3 separate regions of the Homo sapiens genome follow, and regions 2 and 3 are each linked to region 1. Evidence: chromatin loops called from intact Hi-C (ENCODE). Cell type or tissue: CD4-positive, alpha-beta T cell. All regions are shown on one strand. Region 1 holds the start of LOC124903171 (a long non-coding RNA gene). Region 2 has its middle 160 kb from the start of LINC00562. Region 3 overlaps LRCH1 (leucine rich repeats and calponin homology domain containing 1).

Evidence for each region. Hi-C counts contacts between places; a loop is a spot of excess contacts. Peaks named below come from ENCODE experiments on the same cell type or tissue, not always from the same donor. Only the 100,000 strongest peaks of a DNase experiment are listed, where the experiment ranks them.
Region 2: a loop joins it to region 1, with 20 times the contacts of the local background. A loop is called at or near these places in 3 of 110 quality-filtered maps.
Region 3: it touches region 1 in a loop (11-fold over the local background); 100 of 110 quality-filtered maps call a loop at or near these places.

Annotation. Positions count from the first base shown.
Region 1 is chr13:46,491,910-46,494,409 of GRCh38, reverse strand. LOC124903171 (a long non-coding RNA gene) reads right to left here and starts at 1,574. Exons shown (of 2, transcript XR_007063786.1): 1 at 1,450-1,574; 2 at 1,142-1,367. In CD4-positive, alpha-beta T cell, a CTCF peak has its summit at 1,331 (motif pointing left); a DNase peak (open chromatin) is centred at 1,269.
Region 2 is chr13:47,773,265-47,775,764 of GRCh38, reverse strand. No RefSeq gene overlaps it. Among named protein-coding and RNA genes, the nearest start is that of LINC00562, 160 kb to the left of the region's middle. In CD4-positive, alpha-beta T cell, CTCF peaks have their summits at 1,224 and 1,424; a DNase peak (open chromatin) is centred at 1,434.
Region 3 is chr13:46,720,163-46,722,662 of GRCh38, reverse strand. All of the region lies in intron 16 of LRCH1 (leucine rich repeats and calponin homology domain containing 1), which reads right to left. Among named protein-coding and RNA genes, the nearest start is that of ESD, 76 kb to the left of the region's middle. In CD4-positive, alpha-beta T cell, CTCF peaks have their summits at 1,125 and 1,325; a DNase peak (open chromatin) is centred at 1,322.

The DNA of each region.
Region 1 (2,500 bases):
GCCAGGACTAACACCTAAGCTCCTTAAGCTCCCAGGCCATTGCTCCTCCCGTAACAGCGTTAACAGCCCAGGTTTCATGGGAGATACATAAGTTACATGGCCATTCTCTGGTGTTCCTACAACATTAAAATGCCTTCCTTAGATCAGTGACCACTTTTGTTTGTTTGTTCAGCTGCTTGACTCCCCAACCCCCTACTCACAATAAGCTCCTTGATCCCAAGATCCATGTCTTTTTTTTTTTTTTTTTTTTTTTTTTTTGAGATGGAGTCTCACTCTGTTGCCAGGCTGGAGTACAATGGCACAATCTTGGCTCACAGCAACCTCCACCTCCCGGGTTCAAGCGATTCTGCTTCCTCAGCCTCCTAAGTAGCTGGGATTACAGACATGCACCATCACACGTGGCAAATTTTCTATATTTTTAGTAGAGACGGAGTGTCACCATGTTGGCCAGCCTGGTCTTGAACTCCTGACCTCAGGTGATCCACCCGCCTCGGCCTCCCAAAGTGCTGGGATTATAGACATGAGCCACAGCACCCAGCCAAGATCCATGCCTTTTTATCTTTGTATTAACACCTAGCAACTTGCCCAGCATATCACCAAACCTGAATAAGTATTGTTAAAGGAATAAACAGGCTGGGTCCAATGGCTCACGCCTGTATTCCCAGGGCTTTGGGAGGCCAAGGTGGGCGGATCACCTGAGGTAGGGAGTTCGAGACCAGCCTAGCTAACATGGTGAAACCCCATCTCTACTAAAAATACAAAAATTAGTTGGGTGTGGTGGCACATGCCTGTAATCCCAGCTACTTGAGAGGCTGAGGCACAAGAATTGCTTGAACCCGGGAGGCAGAGGTTGCAGTGAGCCAAGATGGTGCCACTGCACTCCAGCCTGGGTGACAGAGTAAGAATCAATCTCAAATAAATAAATAAATAAATAAATGAACAAGCCACCTATCAGCAGTTATAGGTTGCTCAGCCTTGAAAACAAGTATCAGGAAGAGGATGGTTCATTATCTTATTCGTCAGTCCTTGAATATTGGGTGGGAATCCAATTGCAAAGAAAATACTGTATCATTTTGTTTTGTTGTTTTTAAACCCAGATTTGGAGTTTGAAGAATAAATCAATACTCACATTCATGCAAAGTAATATAAAGATATGTTTCTAATTTTATTAGGGAACAAAGACAAACAATAACAACTTGTTCCTTTGGCCACCTCTTCATTTTGTACTTTGCAATGCCCAGATGCTGTTTTCTCAGCCGGAAAGATGAAGTTTGGTGCCCTCTTGTGGTCTTCCATTTTTTAAAAGAGAAATGCAAGAAGTTTTGTCCTGGGAAATTTGGATCCAGGAAATAGCATCTTGCTTCTCTCTGGAGGAAAACTGCTTCCTTGAGACTCATTGCTTCTGATACTAACCATGCTTTTAAACAATTTTAAATCAGAATATCCTACCTGCCAAAGATGTAGTCAGGGTGGTTGTGATGTCTTTGTTGGTAACCCAGGAATGTATTTGAGTCCTGCGGAGTTGCTCTAAAGAAAGAGAATTAACATACATGAGATCAGAATTAAAACCCTTTTATAATTCCATAGTGCTAGATCACATCCATGTGTCATATAAGGACCTTCATGATCCAGCCCACAAATTTAACTTCATTTTCCTCTCTCTCATGTCCTCCTCATCCTCATGTCCCCTTGGTTAAAAACATTTGTCTATTTCTCTCTTGGTGCCTCTACCTCCTCCCAGTCTCTATAACGGCTGACAACTGATTGTACTTTGCTTTGTATTTATCCGAATCCGTCACTAATGGTTGTGCTTTTGAGCACAGAGTTTTGGTCTTGAGGAAGTAACTACATATTCCCAGCCACCCAATGCTTAGCACAAAGTTGCAGTAAATGTCGATTGAATTACTATAAACTGAAGAGCAAAGCAGAAAATCATATGGAAGCAAAGAACAGTGAAAAACTAGTAGTTGTCTCCAAGGACTCCAAGATTCTTCTCCCTTTTTCACTGCACTATGTGATCTGTTATTTGGTACAGAGACTATAAAGGCAGCATCACTTCCATGAAGTCTGCAGATCCCCTAGACCAAAAGGAGATAAAAAGATACATTTTCCATGGCCACTGTATGTTTTTTAGAAAGCTTTAGTAAGTCAAACTAACCCCTTAATGTAATGGAAACCTAAAGAGAGCTGAAAGCACTGTGATATTCCTCCCATATAAATATATGAGGATGATAGGACTCAGTGTATTGATAAAGAAATGAGCTTAGAGAGACGTTGCTTGCCCTAAGCCACACAACCCAAAATTGATGGCATGCGGACTGGAATATGGACCCCTGACTCCAGTCCCATGCACTGTTCATCATGTGGTGCAGTACTTCCTCTGGGCAGGGAACTCTATTCCTGCACTGGACGTGTGGGCTCTCCGTGCACACACATATACAAAATATTTTAGTAAATGTTGAAAATTATTTACATACAGCAGGAGGCCATCACTAACCAG
Region 2 (2,500 bases), 1.3 Mb before region 1:
AAGCAGATGACACAAAGGCCTGACCACTTCTGACATATTTAGGACAATCTCATGTCAACTTGAGGGTACCTCCGGAGGGTTAGTCTGTGTCCATTGTTTCAATAGTATTGCTTAATTCCTGAACTGTTCTTTGTTGTTGTTGTTGTTGTTATTAATGTCTTTTATACTAAAATGTCCTTCAAAACTAGCTTGGAAAACACAACAGGATTAAATCCCAAATGTTTCTATTTCAAATGTTGTTTTTTTACTGATTTTTTTTCTCAAAACTAGCTTGAAAACATGACATGCATTACAACATGCTTAATTTTCACATTTTCTGTTAAAAATAGTGTTTTCTACCAGATTTTTACTCAAAAGTTGCTTGAAACTTCACTTCATTTTTATCCCAGCAGGCACTCTGTACTTTTCTGTTAAGAATTCTTTTATTAGATTCTCCCTAAAAATTAGCTTGGAAACATGATTTCATCACAACACATTTAAATCCCCTAGTTTTCAGTGGAATTTGAGTGCATTTTGATGAAAATAATTTTTACAAGCTGGATTTGAGGAAAAAAAATCTAGTATAAAACAACTTTTCAACAGAAAAGTGTTTAAGAATATTGTGATGATAGTCATATTTCCAAGGTAGTCAGAGATTTCTTATTAGTATTATGTGATTGATTTTCTTGCCTGTTATAATAATTTATGAATAGACTTTATATTTATGAATAAATTCAGTTCGGCATGTTTTGCTTGTATAGATGTCTAACATTATTTATGACCTGATACCTGTCAAAAGGTTGTCTGTCCTTTGGTGAAACTCTTGCCATCTTGTTCCCACTCTTACCTAGTCCTCTTCATACCCTTAAAAAACATCCTCTGCAGCACACAGATATGTGGTGATATCATCCTCTGATTTAAATTCTTCCCCAGTTTTATGTCATCCAGAAACTGGGTTTGACCCAGTGTTCTGCAGTGCTCTTGGGCCATACATCATCCTCTGCAGCCACACAGGCAGCCACACAGCTGTGGAGGTTGGGGGCCTGGAGCCCCCTTGGATTCAGACTGATAGTTTCTGGTGTATCTAGTTCCAGAGTTTCCAATATAATTCCTCTATAAAAAGGATTCCAGGGATCTTTAAAAAGGCTCCTCTTTCTGTGATATGAGTTGCAAATTTTTTTTCCAGTTTGAATTGCTATATATACAGTACTACAGGACAATTATGGCTGTAACTTCTTTGTTTTTCATTTTAACAGTAACAACAACAGAAAAAACCACAAGGTAAGCGGAACTCGCTAATGCCAGATTTGGAGGAAGTTCACAGCATCTTCCTTTTAGTGTGCTTCCTGATATTTTATGAACTCTAGGGACTTACATGTATGTAAGGGTTGCGATTAGTGAGGGAAACATGGAGATGGGTCAGATATTGTCATTACTTCTTGCAGCCACACGGTGTCACTGTGAACAGTCAGTCATTTTGACAGATGCTGCCAGCCTGCTTCTGGCTCAGGTCTGTGTAAGCCACTGAGAATCTTTAAAGGTTAGTCTTCAGTGGTGTATAACCCACTGTTTCTTTGTCATGTTTAGTAAAGGGTATCACACACTTGAGTTCTTAGGGATACAGCTTTTGACACCCAATTCTTTCTGGCCCATTGAAGTCATTTTCCAAGGCACCAGAAGCCCCAAGAGCACTGTTAACAAACTGACACTGGAGTCTGCTCCTTGCAAAACAATGCCTAGCCAGGCACGATGACTCATGCCTGTAATCCCAGCACTTTGGGAGGCGGAGGCAGACGGATCGCCTGAGGTCGGAAGTTCAAAACCAACCTGACCAACATGGAGAAACCCGGTCTCTACTAAAAACAGACAAACAAACAAACAAAACCAAAATTAGCCGGGCGTGGTGGCGCATGCCTGTAATCCCAGCTATTGTGGAGGCTGAGGCAGGAGAATTGCTTGAACCGGAGAGGTGGAGGTTGTGGTGAGCTGAGATGGTGCCATTGCACTCCAGCCTGGGCAACAAGAGCGAAACTCCATCTCAAAACAAACAAACAACCCAACAAAAAACAACAAAAAACAATTCCTTAGGTCTCTTTGCAAATTTATATTATTAGGGATTGGGCAACTTTTACCCTTTCACCTCTTGCACTATGAAGGGTCTCATTGCATTAACTTTCTTGAAGTTTAGGACTATCTACACTTCCTACCTTAACAAGGTAGGAACCCCAACACCTTCCCTAAAAGTCTTCCCTTCCATGGTGGTTTTCCTTTCATGCTAATTAAGATGAGTTCCTGTCATTCCTTGCTAGATAAGAGAATGACTTTTCATCCTCCTCCAGTCCTTCATGTTTTACTCATTAGCAGCACACTCTCCAATTGATCTTGATCACTTCCTTTGAGAAGTTAATGTCTGTCAAAAGAGAAAAAGATATAAGGATATCATTATTTTATACTTTGATAAACATAACACTTTATAGCTTATTTTTTCCCCTTGTGTTTCAACAAAGTGAAAACGTCTTTA
Region 3 (2,500 bases), 230 kb before region 1:
TGGAGATGAGCAAGGACACCTTTTAGGAAGGCTGGCAAGATTGGAAGTAGCTGAAGGGCTCATGGCTGGCTTCAGGTTCTTGAAGTTACGACTTCCAAGAATAGTAACTAACAGCGGGGCATCCTCTGAAATGAGCTGAGAAAACACATGCCCTTCCCTATGAAGGAAAACACCTTTTAGACACCAATCAAGAAGGTAAATAATGTTCTATGCATCGGAGAATGACTACAGCAAGAGTTTTAATTAACTTTTTAATGATACAAAGCCCAGGGCAGACTTAAACTTGATTTTTTTTTTCTTCCTAGAGATTTTTATCCTTGCACATAAGATGGATGAAAGAGCTGTTCAGAGCCTTGGCTCCCCCATCCCACAGACTTTCAGATTGAGGTAGGGAGGGAAAGTCCCTCAGAAAATTTTGGGCAGAGAACTCCAATGTTAGAAATCCATACCACATAGAAGGCTGCATGGTGTACTGAAGTTACAGAAGTTTCAATCATGATGATTTAAACAATGCTGAATAAGAAAGAATGTGTAATTTTTATTCTACCCTGACATACATTTCCTATGGACCTCTTTAGAAGCTATTTCAATATTTCAGATTTCTAGAAATTAAATATGATTTACAAATAGAATACTTTGGATACAAAGACTTGAGTCCGCTCGGTGTAATCAAAAGTCCTGTGCTCGCCTAACTACAATATTTTAATTTCAATTTGTGCCTTTGAACATGCATTCTCCTTCTCACATCTCAGTATTTTCTTTCTAAATTAGTTCTAAGATTCTTGAATTCACATTCTGATGCTCTATGGAAGTTGAGAAAATTGACATATCTTAAATCGTCGACTTGAGAGTTAATGGAGAAAGAGGATGATTTAAGGTACGCAAGGCCTGTCGCCTTCTGGAATCTCAGAGAGGAGTCAGCTTGTGGCCTGGGGCCTCTGCTGGAAGCCACTGAGGGAAGTCACAGGCAAAGAACACCAAAGGCAGTCACAGGAGGGCTGTCACCAAGTCCCACAAAACCCAAACCTCACAGGACGTAGAACCAATTGTTTAAAAAGTAAAGCCAAGGTCAGTAAAAGGACAGAGTGACCAGGCAGGGAAAGATGAAAAGTTCACAGAGAAAAGGGAACTGAGGAAAACTCTGACAAATTAAGACGCATGGAAGAAACTGGAGAATGAATCACATTTTACACCATTTCAAGCAACACCAAAAAAGAGACATATATAAAAATATAAAATATAGAACTAATTTGCACCACCAAATTTACCAAAAAAAGGTCAAGAAATGCAGATAGAGTTGGATAATACACACATATGCCAGCAAGGGGCGCCTCAACACCGTTTAAACACATCGAATGTTTTCTTTGGAGCTGTTACTTTCCTTTGCCTTTTTTCTGGGGGTAATCTTATCTAATAATATTTTCAATATGTTTTTATTGGCAGATTTCAATCTGAATATGAAACTATCAGGAAGTTAAATGAACCATGAGCTTTTGTTCAACACCACATTGCCTTATTAGAGCCCTATGTGAGATATCAGGATAACGAAATGGTGTCTGGGTTTTACTTTCCTGGCATCATTTTTTAATTTTGCATTCCTTTGTATCTTAAAAATATAACATGCATGTGTGGGCATTTGCTCTATGAATGTTAGGCAACCAAAAGTGTTTTAAAAACCAATTGAACTGTATTTTTTAAAATGAACACTTAAAATTATCAGAAATACATAAAATGATCAGAAATAATGACTATATCACTATTAGTTTTCTGAATGTATTCATTACTATGACATATAAGAGAACTTAAGGCAATCTCTTTAGGCTCATAATAAATCTACCAAGTACAAAAGTGCTTGCTTATTTTGCTGGGTTTGTTACAACAGAATAACTTCACCGGGACCATTAAAGTACCTCTGATTAAATTACCTACAGTTTTTTCTTTTCTTTTAATTCCTATTTAAATAATAAATCCAGTGAACGGTCTGGGTCCAGGCTTCAGGAAATTGATCTACAAAAGAATTATTCTGCTTTTCCTTAATTTCATATCACTAAATTTCAAGAGCTCCCTTACTTAATCCAGAGGAATAAAATTTAACTTGAGGCCATGAGACAATATTAAGAAGCAGCCCCCACTGTGAGCATGTATTTTTCAAGTCAAATGCTCCTGTGACTGTTGAAGTGTACATAAGAAAAAAGATGGGTGAGAGAGCAGAGTGTGTGTTATGAGTGTGTTGAAAGAGGTGAAGAGGCGGTGATTGGTTTTGGGGGGCGGGTGGAGAGACACAGTCTCACTCTGTTGCCCAGGCTGGAGTGCAATGGTGCGATCTCGGCTCGCTGCAACCTCAACCACCTGGGCTCACGCGATTCTCCCATCTCAGCCTCCTGAGTAGCTGGGACCACAGGCCTGCACCACCATGCCTGGCTAAGTTTTATATTTTTAGTAGAGGTGGGGTTTCGCCATATTGCCCAGGCTGGTCTGGAACTTCTGGACTCAAGTGATC